Linked DNA regions of Homo sapiens: region 1 is linked to region 2. The links are chromatin loops, found by intact Hi-C in ENCODE. Cell type or tissue: endothelial cell of umbilical vein. All regions are shown on one strand. Links, peaks and the distances in the headings refer to the core of each region. The heading gives the core; the rest is flanking DNA. Region 1 has its middle 220 kb from the start of PARD3B. Region 2 has its middle 170 kb from the start of ICOS.

Evidence for each region. Peaks named below come from ENCODE experiments on the same cell type or tissue, not always from the same donor. Only the 100,000 strongest peaks of a DNase experiment are listed, where the experiment ranks them.
Region 1: it touches region 2 in a loop (15-fold over the local background); 6 of 110 quality-filtered maps call a loop at or near these places.

The regions. Positions count from the first base shown.
Region 1 is chr2:204,320,694-204,323,607 of GRCh38, forward strand. No RefSeq gene overlaps it. Among named protein-coding and RNA genes, the nearest start is that of PARD3B, 220 kb to the right of the region's middle. RefSeq lists an enhancer at 944-2,143. In endothelial cell of umbilical vein, for the core only: no CTCF peak of the experiment used is centred there; a DNase peak (open chromatin) is centred at 1,528; H3K27ac peaks cover 1,690 bases.
Region 2 is chr2:204,108,889-204,111,802 of GRCh38, forward strand. No RefSeq gene overlaps it. Among named protein-coding and RNA genes, the nearest start is that of ICOS, 170 kb to the left of the region's middle. In endothelial cell of umbilical vein, for the core only: no CTCF peak of the experiment used is centred there; DNase peaks (open chromatin) are centred at 483, 873 and 1,563; H3K27ac peaks cover 2,500 bases.

The DNA.
Region 1 (2,914 bases), core at 322-2,821, 210 kb after region 2:
AACCTGTTTATTTTCACAGGTTTTTATAATAATTGAGGAAAGACTTTCACTCACAGACTCCTGTGGTTTTGAAGAAGCTACTTTAGAAATACAAGGGCTAATGGCATCTTCGATGAGCAAGGAAATATCATTTATTTGTTTAGTCAAAAACATGTTCATTAAACATTTATTCCACGTATTAATTTACCTATTAGTAACACAACACATAGAAGGCAGTCAATAAATGTGTTGAATAAGTAAGCAAATGCATGACCATAATTATAATGCATATAATTCATGTAATAACCACAATATATTGTAACATATATACAGCATGAGAACATATTACAATAACAATGCTTTAACAGAGGCAAAAACAGAAGCCCAAGAGAACACAGAAAAGGTGCCTGACTTTGCCTAGTGAGATCTTGGAAATACAGCAGAAGAGAAATATGGAGAGTTTGAAAAAATGAGAGTTTATGGCTAGGAAAAAGGAAAGAGGAAAATCCAGAAAGCAAGAACACCCCATACAAACCCAGGAGTCACAGAAAAGCAAAGTGTATCTGGGAAAGAGTGTGACATTCCCCAAGGCATGCATAGGGAAAAAGTGGAAGTTGGGAAAGGAGAGGTGAGAAGATGAGGCCGCACAGGAAGGAGAGGTGAGATGCTTTAGTTCCTAGGCACCTGCCAAGCAGTTGGCATTCATTTTGAAGGCACTAGGAAGACAGGAAGTCTCACATCAGAGAAAAGCCACAATTGGATTTCGTTTTTAGGAAGATAACACGAGCACCAAGATAGCAAATTGACTTTATGTCAAATGCCATTTCCAAGTGATTAGTCATGAGAGCTGAAGGATAATGTTAAGAAAGACTGGGTGGTCACCTATGTCTGGGCTTAGTAGTTAAAGTGCCGTGAGCGATTAGCAATATCTACTATGGACAAGGGAGAAGGGGAACGGTGACAAGGTTGCTATGTGTTTTCCAAGACCGCGCCTACTACCAGCAGTGTGGAGGAGGGCCCACATGGAAGAGATCATTGTCAGGGAGAGCGGGTGATCTACTAATCCATACAAGAGGTGACGGACATCTGGAGAGGTACAGTGCAGGAACCAGACTCATAGGAGATTTCAGAGGCGCAATCAGGAGGCTCTGCTGAATGAATTTAGTCATGGATGAGATCCAGGCACTAAGGGCATCTCTGGCAAGCGAGCAAATTTCAGATGAGGATCGCTTTATGGTATTGGAACCAAACCCACTTGGCCCCATATACACCTCAGAGAGGATAAGATGACTCGGCAGTTCTGGGAACTGCCAGGGCACATTCCACAATTCTTGCCACCGAATCACTTTCTGATGTCTGTGGCCTCAGCTGCTTAGCCCAGCAGTTCTTGTGATTTATTCTCCAGAGCAGCTCCCAGAAGTTGAAAATCCTCCTAGAGCCAAAAACAGGAAGCATCCCCCACTCACCTGGCCCAGGGTCCAGGAAGGAATATGTGTGCTCTGACACACCCATGGTGTAAGTTCCCATTATGTCAGCAGTGTTTACCATCTCCAGGCACTTCCTATGACATAGGAGCACCGCCAAATCTCTTCACCAGCAGAGGAAATGACTAACTCCAGGAAGTCATCCCTTCTCCCTCTATCCCCCCAACCAAAAATGGAGAGGCTGTTGGACTTTCACTAAAAATATCAACACCATCTAAAAATAAGGTTCATCAACTCTGCCCTTGCCCCAGAATTCCTGACCCGAGCTCCTCTGACATCACCACTGGCCCCTGTCAACAGAGCCTCTCAGAGCCACCTCCTAGCTGCCCTCTTAGCTTAAAGTTCATTTTGAAATCAATCCCCACCAGCCTTCCCACCAATGAGATCACGAATAATAGCTGGCCATGACTGTATCAAACAAGTGTTTTCCCAGGGGATGGAAGGTCTTCCAAAACTCTTCCACAAGCACACGCACCCAAGCGGGTTTATTTCCTGTCTGGTTGGCTTCCTCCAGGCTCATTACGGTTTCAAGGTCATTTTCCAGAAAAGGAAAGAGAGTGCAGGAGTGTGACCTTTAGCAGTCTCGGGTGGACATGCAGCGGCTGACCTGTAGGAGAGTCTAAATGAAGCCATTTGTTAGGAAGCCATTGACAAGCACTTGGGGTATTCAGTAGTGGCACTGTTCCTACTGATGGTTCCTGGGGCACTCAGCCTGCTGCAGAGCTTTCTATTCTGTCTTGAGCTAAGAGACCCCAGCTGAAAATTGGCATTTGCTTTGGCGGTGGTGGTCTTGGTTGTTCTCAACTGATCTAGAGGAGAGTTGGGAAGAAATACCTAATCTTTAGTCCAAAGGAGAAGGATGGGAGAAATAAGACATAATTCTAGATTCAGTTGTGGTTTTTTTTTTGAGTCCCCAGGCTGGAGTGCAGTGGCGCAATCTCAGCTCACTGCAAGCTCCACCTCCTGGGTTCACACCATTCTCCTGCCTCAGCCTCCCAAATAGCTGGGACTACAGGTGCCTGCCACCACACCTGGCTGATTTTTCTTTTTTGTATTTTTTAGTAGAGACAGGTTTTCACTGTGTTAGCCAGGATGGTCTCGATCTCCTGAACTCGTGATCCGCCTGCCTCGGCCTCCCAAAGTGCTGGGATTATAGGCGTAAGCCACCACGCCCGGCTAGATTCAGCTCTTAACTCCTATATTGCTGGAGGTTTCTCTAATGACTGAACTGACTTATTAGCTTTGCTCCCCAAACAAGGAGGCAAGAAAGTCTCAAATAGCAACCCTTCCTCCGAGAGGAAGTAGCACAGCATAGTGGATAAAAGCTTTGAAGTTAGGGTCTCTGGGGTTAAATTCTGTTCTTGTTACATACAGCTGTGTGACATTTTAGCACGTTATTAGGCTCTGTAAGACTCAAGTTTGTTTCTCAGACGTAGACTGGGGTTTGTTAT
Region 2 (2,914 bases), core at 315-2,814:
TATAGGAGAGTAGGAGGGAAGAAAGACAGACTGACCTAGTGGAAGTGGGAGGGAAACTGGAGGGGGAAATCCCTCTTTCGGAAGGCAACTTTATTCTGCGAATTGTTTTGTTTGATGTTTTGAAGAATACGAGTTGGGTCACGAGGAGGGAGAAATGGCGTAGGATCTCCCCAAATGTGTATTTATGTAGGCTAAATATTTGTCAGCCCTGGAAATGAGATGGCTGAGGGAGGGACGATCACACAGACACAATTTGGAACTAGCACCAATGTAGAGAAAATGGTTTTCTTTTTAAGTAATAGTAACGTCTGTGGCTGATTCACTTGACCACAGCCGTAAATGGGAATACCCAAGGAAGGACTAAACGGTATCTAACCTCAGAGGAAACAAGCTCTACATGTTTCTATGCTCTCACCTAAAAGGAGACATCAGGCATCTATCTGCACTAGCTTCTGTGTTCTCTCTCCTTTTATATTTCTTGGACTCAAGTCCTAGGATTTATTTACAAGCCTCCCTCCAGTCGTATCCCAGTCCAGCTACACAATTAATGTTTCCTATAATCTCTTAGAAGGTTCTTAGTGAATGATTGTTTTGATCAGATTAAAACTAAACAGTCTGCTAAAATTGATGATGTTTTTACCTATCTAAGTGTAAAATTAAGAAGGAAGGACATTCTTATTTGAAAGTAATCATGCAGCAGGCGGTGGAGAGAAGCTGAGGCATTTGCACACCTTGATTTCAATATTTAGCACTGACATTGGAGGCAGTTGTTTCCTGGTTGGGGAGGAATCTACAGAAACCGGAATGTCTTATCTGTCTTGCTAAAAACAATTACTGTCTCTCCTCCCAGCAAGAATCCCGCTCCTCCTGGATACACCAGTTTTGGATGTCAAACCGAATGCTCCATTATCTCTACAGATCGCGCTGACTCTTCACACTGTGGAACATTTCAACCTCCTCTCCAACTGGCCTCAGGCGGCTGTCGGACTGGTGAACTTGTCTGGGGTAAACACATCTCCCTGTCACAGAGCAGCCCAAAGACTCAGCGTGCTTTGCGGGTGCTTAAGGCCTTGTGCTGCCAGTCTGCACATTTTGTGTGCTCTTGGTTAATCGGGACATTTTATCCAAAAGCACATTTCGGCCAGGCTTCCTCTCCTGCAGACTCACCCCCATCCACTCCTTCCCCACCTGTCTAGGGTGTTCTGTTTCCCTGCTGCAGGGCGGAGGGCAGCGGTCCAGGAGCCCCACAATCATCCCCAGTTTCCAAAACTGTTGTGGTTGCCTTTGCAGTTCACACGGACATTCTAGTGGTTGGAATTTGCTCACAGAAGACATTCTACTAATAACAGGGGAGATAGTTCTCATTTGTCTAGTTCAGAGTTCATAGCACACAAAGGGGGAAAGAAAATAATAATAATGGAAACCGTTTTAACCCCACCAGCTGCCCCGCCTCCATCACAACAACAGAAACAAGAACAACAACGACAACTCCCTCACCCTGTGCCCTGTGTGGTTAACTCCAACACAACCACAGCCCCCGTGCCGGAAGCTGTGTGTGGCTGAACGTCCCGATGTGATACTGAAATATGTGTAGAGGAAATGCCTCTTCTGACCCCTCAGTGAAGCTTGAAACTTGAAGGAGCTGATTGACATTTGAAGAAAGCAGCTATTTTTGTGTGTGTGCAATTTTCCCGGATGAAGAAAATTGTCCAGCTCTCCCTCTCCGTTGCTCAGCCCTCCCCCAGAGGCTACATCTCATACCAAGCAGTGGGCTCTAAGGGCAGGTCTGCTTGTGCTGTGAGGACACAGGTGACGTCTTTAAGGACCTTCTTTCCTGCTCCAGTATACCACATGTTGTGGTCAGCTCCCTGTAAGGCAGATATTGCAGCCACCTTTTCTTTCCAGGTTTACCAAAATAAATGCAGGGGGAACTATGGATGGAGCATTTTTTGCCCTGTTTGACAGGAAAGTGGCTGTTTGATCTTCCTTTGTGCTATAGGAATCTTCAGAAATCTCTTGGAAAATCTCATAAACCTATGTTAGTGGCCACATATGGGATCCATTAACTCCTCATTTCTGCTTGTTCTTAGCAAATTTTTGTCTGGTGACAACATAAAAACTTTGGATTGTTTTTGTTTTGCTTCACACCAGAGAGAACTCTGTTGACTGGCTTTAGTTTTGAGAAAATATTCAGCAAAAAGCAGACCGGGTTTGGAGTGAAATAACTAATTCTAAGTAAAGCTTGGTGGAACATTTGGTTCATGAGGAAGTAGGGGGACATTTTTCTTCTTTGGGTTTCAGGGGGATTCCAGAGTTGCCAGTGTTCTGGGAAGACGTCTCCTTTTCTGATGAAATTGAATAAGAAATCCGGGCTTTCTTCCTATCTCCAACTATGTGTATGGTGTGATTTTGGAATAGTGGAGTGGTCTCTCTTAGTTTCTCAATGTTTGTTTTCTAAATAGAGGACAAAGCAGCAACATACTCTTTTGCAAGACACGCCAATATCCTTAGATAAAAAGGTGTTAAATAATGACATCATACCAGTATTTGGAACTAAAATTACTCGTGTATGACAAAAACCAGATTGGAGGATGTTAACTCAAAGTAGACAGAGAGAAATTTAGAAGAAAATTGGCTTTTATTTTTCTGTTTTAAGTAATTAATAAATGAAACACAACAATCTGCGCTTTCACCCACAGGCAGCATCAGGGGACATCAAACATTGCCTTTGAAGTGGGCCCCCAGTAGGGAGGACCCCACTGTTCAGGCTACTTTATAGTGGTAATATACTGTCTGGAAAAAACAGATGCCAAGAAATTGTGCAGATTGTATCTCTGAGCATCTGAAACCCTAAAACTTCAGGGGGCCAAGGAAGGTCCCAGCCCTTTGATTTTTTTTCTCTTAAAAAAAAAAA